2 separate regions of the Mus musculus genome follow, and region 1 is linked to region 2. A link is a loop called in an ENCODE intact Hi-C map of the cell type or tissue named here. Cell type or tissue: left cerebral cortex. All regions are shown on one strand. Links, peaks and the distances in the headings refer to the core of each region. The heading gives the core; the rest is flanking DNA.

Region 1 (5,431 bases), core at 158-5,157, 42 kb after region 2:
TGAATTTAAACTGTTCTGCAGTCAATGTCAGTATTCCTGGGCTGATTGGATGGGAATGGAAAGTTCCTTGCTCAGAGGGAACAAGGCCACTCCACTCTTTCCAGTGTGTTTTGTAGAGAAGCACTCAATATTCTACAAACACAGCTCAGCTGGAATCTTGGCCCTTCTCAGGCCTGCCTAAGCCTGGGCATCCAGAGCGCTGACTAATGAGAATAGGCTGTGGAGGGCTGCCAGGTTTTCCTCTAACTCTGGACTCAATTCTAGCCCCCATGCTGCTCGATCCCCATGCCTATGCTGTGCTCAGTATGGCCCGTGTTCAGTTCCCAACCTTCCAAGCCCTCCTCTGGATAGCTCATTCCTTCCTTCTCCTTCCCACCCCACCTCAACCTAGTAATTAACTCCCTACTCACCTTTCAGATATCACTTCAGTTTTATTTTGTTAGTGTGGCCACTCTGACCACTCCATCATGAACTGGACCCCTGCCCTATCTTTTACATGTTCATATTCATATAGCAACAGATAGTTGCAGAATAATCTAGATTTGTTTTTTCTTATTTGCTAGACTCCTTCTTTGGCAGTGAGCCTGAGGTCCATTTCTGTTCACCACACTCTATTCTCAGTATGGCACACAGACCCTATTACTGAATAAGCATTTAATGAACAAATGAACACCGCACAATTCCTCCCTGTGCCTAAGAAATGAGAACAGCCCTTGCCACTGTGGCATTTCCCCTCCCCATCCAGTAACTGTTTGGACTGGCAGGTATTGTGTTAGCTTGTGGTGGTCTATGTTCTTTCTGAACCAACCCTTAAAGAATTAGCTAACTGTGACAAAGAAGAGAAGTATCTTAGTAAAGATTAAAATAGGGAATCAAGAGCTAAATAGTTTTTCCCACCTTTAGAGAAAAGTCCCAAACTGGACAAATTAAGCAGCATTCAATTAGGAGGCAACTGGGGACTTACCTCATGACTGGACTACAATCACTTCCTTTGTAGGAGCCGGAGTTGCTGCTACTTGGAGAAGAAGGGGCGTAACTAGGGTGGATGTTACTGGGGCTCAGTGGATTCCTGCACAGCATAGACACAAGGTCTTTTTCCCTTGGGGATGGTGGGCTGCTGCCAGACTTGTGGGATGATGCTCCATTGCTCCGCCCATGAGGGCCTCGGCTGAAAGAGGATTACACGTGCTAATTAGAGTCCTTGTGACTGGAGATGCCAAGGTATTGTTCCTTTGCTCCTTCCTAAAGCTGGTTATTGCTAAGAAAATCAGACTTCTAGAGTTGACTGGGGCATATGGCCACTGATATTTGCTCTCCTTGTATCATGAGCACAAGAGACCGCTCCCTCTGCTGTTCTTTCCAACAGTTTCCATTTGGTGTTGCTCCCTCCTGCAGGATGCTGATGTCTTTCTAGTGAGGAGCCGGAATACTATTGTCTTCCTCCAAGACCATCAAGGGTTTCCCACTGTCTCCTGAAAACAGGCTAGACTCCTTAAGATGCTGCTGCACAGGTCCAATTCATCATTTCTCTCAAGCCATCTTCCTAAATACACCAATATGCCAAATGATTTAGCTTCCTGGGGGATGTGTACTTGTTTTCATCTTTAGACTTTTTTTTTTTTTTTTTTTTTTTTTTTTTTTTTTTTTTTTTTGGTTTTTCGAGACAGGGTTTCTCTGTATAGCCCTGGCTGTCCTGGAACTCACTTTGTAGACCAGGCTGGCCTCGAACTCAAGAGATCCACCTGCCTCTGCCTCCCGAGTGCTGGGATTAAAGGCGTGCGCCACCACGCCCGGCTTATCTTTAGACTTTTGAGTTTATAATTTTTGTCGTCTAGCATGACTGCTGAAATGAGTTAACAGGGTGTGTGTCTTGACACTGCCATTTACTAGAGATTTAGGAAGGCCACTTTATACACACACACACAACATACGTACACCAGAAACATTCTCTCTCACATAGACACATACATCACACTCACACCATGAATACAAACTTCCTGCCTTCCTGCCTGCAGAGTTGGTTGGAAAACTAGCCTGATGTGGTACATTCCTGTAGCACTAGAACTTGGGGGCAAGAAGGTAGTTTAGAGTCGTCTTTGACTATATAACAAGTTGAAGGCCAATCTGAGTTGCATGAGACTTGTCTTTGGTTCTTTGTTTGTTTGTTTGTTTTAAAAAGATTAAATTGGAAAAGTACACAGGTTTAGTCCAGAAACCTTGTGCAACCTCTGTGTGCTCTAGACTGGTGTGACAGGGTCAGCTTGTCTAGGTTTTCCCTGTTAATCTGGTTCCAGGGATTTGATATCCAGTAGAGTTGAAAAACATCCAGAGAATGTTGAAACTACTTAAGCGGGATAGCATGTTCTGTCAGGAGTATGGCTGGGTATTACAAGGAAGTTAAAATGAAGATTCTCATGCAGCAGCACGGCTGTCTGAGCACCTCTGCTCTCTGATGCAGGTCGATGAGAAATGTGTGTGAGCGCTCGAGCCTGTGGGCTCAGTGCCTGCAATCACTAATTTAAATTTAAATACAATCTCTACTGCTGTCAACCAAGGGCACTGCACACTAACAAGCCCACCAAATTCTAAACTTACAAGTTCTTTCCTCTTGAAATCATTCAAATAGACTGAGTCCCCCTTTCACAAGGAAGGAGACACTTTATATGGAACAGATGGGCTGATGGCTTGGTGACAAACCAACTTCAGCAGCCCCAAGGGTGGGAAGAACTTCATGCGTAGCTCAAAGGAACATGTACTCTGGCTTGGATTTTCTTTTCTATGCTTCACTTCCAAGTCTGGCACTGACAATTGTATTTCCCAATGTGACTACAAGAAAATGTGGATGGTTAACCCTTGCAAGAGATGAGGGACTATAGAGAACTATCCATAACTTTGACCTGGGAAATTTATTCTGTTAACCATCCTTTTTGGCTTCTGTGGTGCTGGTACTGTTCCAGACACTTGGTGAGCACTTGGCTTTGACCTGTCAGAATGGGGCGAGCACTGCTTCCCATTTACCCATGGATCACTGAGGCTCGGGGAAGAGAAATGGAAGAATGTGTAGCTGAGCTGGAATGTAAGGCCATGGACATTTAAAACTTCTTAACAGCGATGTTTCCCACATTATAGAAATGGGATCTAAATTACTTTGGTACTGTAAACAAGTTTATCAGGTTGTCCTTTGGATATAGTTGTTCTCTGGACAATCCACCTGGGCATTTCCCCCATCTACCTTGCAACAAAGTGCTGAGGTACGTGATCATGACAAGCATTAAATTAGGTGATTTCGTGAGACCTTATCTGATAGATGGAAGAGAGCAAAGACTCCTCAAGCTATAAAACATTGCTTGTCTTATAAAACACATAATCAAGTCTTCATATGTGTTTCAGGACATGAATATCATAGTACCTTAAAAACTAATTTAAAAAAAGCTGAGCATGGTGGCGCACGCCTTTAATCCCAGCACTCGGGAGGCAGAGGCAGGCGGATTTCTGAGTTTGAGGCCAGCCTTGTCTACAGAGTGAGTTCCAGGACAGCCAAGGCTACACAGAGAAACCCTGTCTTGAAAAACCAGAAAAAAAAAACCCTATTTAAAAAATTTTCATGTTTAAATTGTTACTGTTTCTCCTTTTATTTACCCCATTTAAAATGTTAACAAATATGGACATAAACGTCATCATTTTCAAAGGAAAAGCTAAATTTCCATGTTTGTCATGACCACAGAGAAGCAAGCCCAATGCTTGCTTCCTCTATACACCCTAAATTCTTTGTTCTAGCAGGAAGAACAATGTAGTTCATAGAAAAGATAAAATTCTGCTCATCCTGCACCTCTAAACCCCTGAACAGAGTAATATAAAAGAACAAATCTAAACCAGAGTCCAAGAAATCTATAATCCCTAGCCACTGGCCCTTGACTTTAGCTAGTGTCCCCACCACCATTCACTGCTGTTTCTTCCTCTTCCTCTCCTCCTCTTCCTTCCTCCTTCCTCTTCTTCCTCTCTCCTCCCTCCTCCTCTTCTTCTTCCTCCTCCTCCTCCTCCTCCATCTTCCACTGCTGTCATTGTTTTGAACTTGATTGTGTCACTGTCACTATTCGAATTTCATGTCAAGGCCTTAATCCTCCAGACTTCAGATATGACTAAATCTGGAGACAAGACCTTTAAGGAGGTAATTGAGTTTAAATAAGAGTATTATGCTGGGCCCTTATTCAGCCTGATATTATAATAAGGGGTAAAATTTGGACACAGATGTGTACAGAGAGATGATGATGTAAGGATACAGGGAGGCCAGACATCTTGAAGCCAAGCAGTGAGTCTCAAATGACAGCAATCCTACCGAACTTTGATCTGAAAGCCCCTAAAATGGCAAGTGAGTTGTTGTCTGTTGTTCAGGCCAGCCGCACTGGGGCTCATTGCACTGCAGTTCAGTAGTAGAAGCAGCGTGTTTGTTTTCTTTTAAAAATACACCTCTCCTGTTTTTCAGCCAAATTCTGGACACTTGCGATATAGTTACCAATACCAGCTAACTTAAACTTAGTGATATTACCTCTATTTCTGTTTTCCTGAATAGGAACTAGATGTAGAGTGTTTACCTCATAAACAATGGTTATATTTGATGCCAATTCCAAAAAACCCACACCCTATTCTTTCTTCTATAGTTTCTAGACTAATTAATGCTTTAGTAGTTAAAAAAGAGAGAGACTTCTTCAGATACATCAGAACTGAATAATGAGTTAGTTAATTTGAGTTAGTTAGTCTCTACAACTTTGGGGTTTTGTTTATTTTTTAAGAAAACCACTTGTCAAAAATCTTTTCAACAAATCCACCCTTCACTCGAATTGCACCCCTTTCATTGAATATTCCTGCTCTTGCAGATGGCCTGGGTTCAGTTTACAGCACCCATATGAGGTGACTCAATTGCTGATCATTTGAGGTCCAGGACATGGGCACCTGCAGCACCCACATGAGTGTACATGACTCATTGGGCACAAATATATACATAGAAATTAAACAATAAAAACAATTCTTCAATATCTGATTTGCACAAATTATTTTATGTTTACTACATCAATTTTTGATTACTCTTCAAAAAATATGCTGATTTTCAGCCTAGAATGTTTTCTCTTTGTTATTGACATCTTGACATCTAATTGCAAACACAAGTCCTTTTGAATTGCTTAATAAAATTACCTGTGAGTCTCATTTTCCTTGGCACCTTTCACCGTGAGGCTATGCTTACTTCTCAGGGGAGACTCATGTCTACTAACAATGTTTATGACCCTCTCCTGTGGTGCAGGAGACACTTACACCCAAAGCATAGAGGGATTGATAAAGCAATAGTGCTTATTTACTGTGGATCCCACTCTTTTCTCACAGCTTTGTCTATATGATTTACTTCTAACATGAAACTGTGCACTGGAGCTATCTTAGT
Region 2 (5,431 bases), core at 298-5,297:
GAATGAGTCTATCTCTGAACCTAGAACTCAACAGTTGGTTAGACTGGCTGACCAGTGAACCTCCGATCAATGTTCCTTTCTCACTTGGTAGCCATTGGGATTACAGGTCTGTGCTGCCATGCCCAGTATTGTACTTGGACACTGAAGTTCCTAACTCAGGCACAGCAAGCACTTTACCTACTGAAGCTACTTCCCCAGTTGCAGATGTAGTTAGTTTTTAATGTATGCATACCTACCTATCTTATTTTTGGTTTGTTGTTCTTTTATCCTTAGAAGGCCAGTTTTTTACTAAAGAAATTACTGTATTTAATGGTGTGTATGTGTGTGTTTATTTGTATTGTGAAAAAATGTATACATGTATATGTAATCCCTGTCAGGCCATACACACACACACACATACACCTGTATATATAATCTTAAATTTCTAATGTTTTATGTCAAACTTTAGTAGGGAAATGGGCAAGTATTATCAGTTGAAGATTACTAACAAGAAACATAGAGCCTAATAATATCTAGTGGATTTTTTCTCTTTTTTACAAATTCAGTTAAAAATACAGTACAATTTTCGTGAGTTTGGTTTATTATATCTGTGTAGGATGAAAACAGAAAGTGCCATTGAGAATACACTCATATTTCATGTGCTTAACTGGAGTGTGCTGTGCTACTTTTAAACTTAGTCCAGCATAGACTACTCCAGTCAGATGTTGGCATTAAATCTGGGATCAGTCCCTCCTCTTTCTCTTCTTTTTGCTCCTATTCATCATACTGAAAAGAGACAGAAACAAACAAATAAGAAAGGATCTATTCTTGCTTAGTACAAACTAAGTAAGTGAAACCCAAAATTAAATAGGAAACAGCATTCTGTAAAACATATGATGTGAAGAAAGCTGGTCTTCCTCAACACATATAGTCTCTCTCTTTCTTCCTTCCAACCTCTCTCTGTCTCTCTGTCTTGGTCTGTCTGATTCTCTCTCTCTCTCCCCTCTCCCTCTTCTTCTCCCCCTCCCATTTCTTCTCCCTCTCCCTCTCTTCTCTCCCCCCCACCCCCACCCCGTGTCTGTTTGTGGTTGTGTGTGTTTGTCTGTGTGTGTTAATGAATTTTAGTTGGGATTGCTTATAGGAGCATGGGTAATTTGCCCAGTGCCTGCAGCATTGAAAAAAATGTCTTTCTGCCCCACTCCCACCTGGCTATCATTAACTGCCTATAGGTCCATAAGGGTTGAAGAGGCCACATAAGCGACTTCCAATGTTGGGGGTACTATTATTCATGTGCAAATCTTGCTTGTGCAGTGAATCATAGGAGCTGTGAGTTCTTGAGGGCAGTTGCTGTGCCACTCTGGGAAGACTGCATTCCACAATACTTGGCTTCCCTCAGTTTTTGTTCCATCCATGGTGTTTTCTGAGCCTTAGTGGTGGAGGCAGGAAGTACTGAAAAGGATATCATCTCAGTGTTAGGCAGAATCAGTTCGGCAGTCATTGATTCTGGTCATTTTGACCACTTAGAAGTCTACAGTAACCACAGCCAATTGGAAAACAGCTTCTCGGACCAAAGCTGACAGCAGCTCCAAATTATAGGCATAACCATAAATCTTTAAAAGGCAATTTAGTGAGCAGAGCATGTCTATTTAGGAGAACAGCAGCAGTAACTGTTCCCTATTAGTGACTATGGCCTCCCTAGCCATGGACATTTGATCAGGTTTACTGTACCAGGCATGCATTTCCTGTTGTGAAGTCAACCTCAAGTCCAGTCAGCAGTTGGTTAGCACATAAGGCATGCCACTATTGCACGTTACAGAGAACATTTTTATCCCTTGGGAAAGTCACGCATCATAGCATTGTTGAAACTTGCAGTTCTAGGCAAACAAGACGCTAGAGCCTTTGTGGCCTATGTAGGGATCAGTATGGAAGTTAGGGACTAGAGGAGAGGAACAGGTATTTCCTGTTAGATAGATATTTAAAGTTCCTCGTTTTTTGGGTTGTTTTGGGTTTGAACTGCTATTTAGAGAAATGATGACTCTTTACTATCTTAATTTTTCTTTATTTTTCAATATAGTCAGAATTAGGTGACTTAGATACATGGCAAGAAAATAGCAATGCGTGGGAAGAGGAAGAAGATGCAGCCTGGCAAGCAGAAGAGGTGCTGAGGTATTGGATGACTTTATCATATTACACCTTGTGTAGAAAACTTAGATTTCTTCCTGGTTATATTTAAGGTCAAGAAAATCTACTCTGCCAAATGTTCTGTCTGTCTCTATATACCCATACTGACCTTATTAAACTCTTTTCTTATTAAACTTGGTCGGAATTTCAGATTTTATATCTTGTTATAAATACTATGAATTTAAAATATTGTTTGAATCAAAAAGATTTATTTATTTGTTTATTTATTTTATGTATATGAGTACACTGTCACTCTCTTCAGACACACTAGAAGATGGTATTGATGGTATCCCATTACAGATGGTTGTGAGCCACCATATGGTTGCTGGGAATTGACCTCAGAATCTCTGGAAGAATAGTCAGTGCCCTTAACTGCTGAGCCATCTCTCCAGCCCAAGGTTATTAATCTTAAGGGCAAAACTTCTTTGCATGCACATGCCACATGATATCATAATACCCTATTGTGAAATGTGAGCCACTATCATATCCTATTCTAGATTAGAAGTTGTAATTTTGTTTTTATTGTTTCACAATTTAAAATAGTGTCAGAACTTCACATCTGAATGAAAGTAGCTAATAAAGCACCCTTAATCTCTACATGTATCTTAATTTTAGTGTCTTTGAAAGTCCCATAAAACAGGTAGATCACCCATTATACAGAAAAGTAAATATTATTCTGTAGTTTTAAAGTTCATGTTTGTTGGATGTTCATTCTATGTTTATATGAGTAGAAAACTTAGTTTTTGCACTTCTGTGTTTGGTCAAAAAAGGAAAGGAAAAATGACTAGCAAGCAGAAGCGGGACTTATCTCTGATACAAACTCATGTGTAAATCTGTCTAGCCTCTTTAGACACCTAGGTCATATGGCAAGGGGCTGGGAGGTGGCCCGGTGGGTAAGAGCAGTCCCTTCTAGGAGACCCAGGTTCTGTTCCCAGGAGCCATGTCAGCTTCAGGGGATCCAGTGTCCTCTTCTGATCCCTGTGGGTACTTGTACACACATGATACACATAATGAATATGGAGGCGCACACACATACACATAAAATAAAATGTAAAAAACTAGCAAAATACAGTGATAGAGATTTGATTTGATATTGTTACTGGTTTTGCCCTATGGATAGAAAATGAATTATCTTTTCTTAGCTGTCTTAACAATTGAACTGATTTTTATTTTTATTTTTCTTATCTTTGATGGCAAATTTATAGTAACCTTGAATAACCAGCAGAGGGTGCAGTTAAATATGTAGAACTTTTGTCTTTCTCTTTTAGATTTTGTTTTTTAGCATCTTTTTTTTTTTTTTCTTTTTAACAGGAGGGGAGAATCATAGTTTTAAAATGAAGTTGTAAGATGTTTTCATATTTAGCTTCCCTTTAGTCAGTGTAACTGTGTCTTTAATAAAGGATATTTTTAAAATTGTGAACTAAATAACACAGTTGCAAGGATCACCAGAAAATGACATTTTTATTCTGATTTTAAAAAAATAAATAATTGGTCCAACAATTAGAATGTTTTAGAAAATTTGGAGGATTGTAATTATTAATTTTATGAAGCACAAGGGTAAAGGAAAGAGCTGTTCATTAGAATCTAATAATCTTAATGATAATATTATGGAATTTTTAGCTATGAGCAGAGCATCTTAATGCTACTCTAAAACCTTCCCTTTCCATCCTATCTCTTGTTATCTTAATAAAACACAAATAAAAACAGTGCTTTATGACAGTTTAGTGAAATGAGATTGTTAGTTGATAATAGACAAGCTTCATGCTGTGTACTGCACAAGCATTGTCAATGGGACATGGAGGCTTGTGTCATGGTGTCTCTAGGAAGACACTGAGCACTGGAAAAGTGCATCTGTGTTCCAAATTCTCCAGGTTTAAAAGTTTTTCTATACTCTAGTTTTGTGATCAGTCAGAAGAGTATGATTCTAGTACTGAAGCAATTCCAGACTTGGATCTGAATGGGAAAAATACTTTGTTTTTTGTTTTGTTTTATTTTATTTTATTTTATTTTATTTTATTTTATTTTATTTTTTTTGGTTTTGGTTTTTCAAGACAGGGTTTCTCTGTATAGCCCTGGCTGTCCTGGAACTCACTCTGTAGACCAGGCTGGGCTCAAACTCAGAAATCCACCTGTCTCTGCCTCCCAAGTGCTGGGATTAAAGGCATGCGCCACCACTGCCTGGCTGAAAATACATTTTTTTTTGGTCTTCAGTAATCTCCAAATTGTTTCTTGTGCCTGGAACATTCATTGCTGCTATTTTCATTTCAGATAGGAACCAGGTCAAAGTTTATCTTTTTATAAGCCATTCATTACTTTATAATTATTTTTTTTCCTACAATTTACATGTCTCAGGTTTCATTTTTAGTAAAAATTTTCAGATCTTCTTATACTTTGAGCATAGCTAGTATAAAGTAAGTTTTCCTTCCTTCTTTAAATTTGGTTAATTAATGGTAAAAGTTGGAGTGTTGCCACAAAGAAACTTTTTCTTTGTGGGATTTTGGTCATTTGCAACTCTATGTCCTTGCATTCGTAACTATTACTGAAAACCAGTTGTATATACATGCATATGCATATTTGTGTATGTAATATGCATTAACTTATCACTTTCATGAACTTTAAGTTGAACATATGCTCATTTCCGTGCCCCAGCCTGGCTTGTTCTGTATAGATGTAGATGTTGCTTGTTGTATGCTCAGTGCTAACCATGTTTCCCCTCAACCTAACCTATTTCTTTGAGTTACTTTTTCACCCTTAATTTGGTACTCTCTCCTCTCTCCTGTCATCATCCCAGGCCCAGTCTCCTAGCAAGCCAATTGGATAGTATAGAGTGCTTTTCTTATTTCTAGTCTGTGGAGTTATGTTAGGCTAAGAACCAGGCATGGTTATAGTGTGAAACTGATAAATACCTACTAGTATGCCTTATGGAGCTGCTCAAATGTTACTCTTTAAATTTCTTGGTTCTGAGTAGAAGATATGTCTGAAATTCCACTTATTTGGAGTAGGTTCTTAATATCCCTTAGCTGATTAAAAAAATCTATTATAATAACAAGATAATTAATTCTAATATCAAACTTTTTGGATAATTTTCCCCTGACATACACAAATGCTGAGGTTGAAGTAGAGAGTTTTGTGTGAAGAAAAGATGTGTGTTCCTACTTACTGCCCATATTAATACTATGGCCAGACAAATCTCTTAGCTTCATACCTCATTTTGCCCATTTGTACAATAAAGATAAATATTCTGCTTTATAAAGTCATCTATCTTCTAAGG

What was found. Peaks named below come from ENCODE experiments on the same cell type or tissue, not always from the same donor. Only the 100,000 strongest peaks of a DNase experiment are listed, where the experiment ranks them.
Region 1: it touches region 2 in a loop (2.2-fold over the local background); 8 of 42 quality-filtered maps call a loop at or near these places.

What each region holds. Positions count from the first base shown.
Region 1 is chr15:44,676,571-44,682,001 of GRCm38, forward strand. Sybu (syntabulin (syntaxin-interacting)) reads right to left here. Exons shown (of 7, transcript NM_001285840.1): 5 at 965-1,168. Among named protein-coding and RNA genes, the nearest start is that of Ebag9, 60 kb to the left of the region's middle. In left cerebral cortex, for the core only: no CTCF peak of the experiment used is centred there; DNase peaks (open chromatin) are centred at 181 and 2,704; H3K27ac peaks cover 1,135 bases.
Region 2 is chr15:44,634,711-44,640,141 of GRCm38, forward strand. It overlaps Ebag9 (estrogen receptor-binding fragment-associated gene 9), which reads left to right. Exons shown (of 7, transcript NM_001357691.1): 6 at 2,054-2,145. Among named protein-coding and RNA genes, the nearest start is that of Ebag9, 18 kb to the left of the region's middle. In left cerebral cortex, for the core only: a CTCF peak has its summit at 3,374 (motif pointing right); no DNase peak of the experiment used is centred there.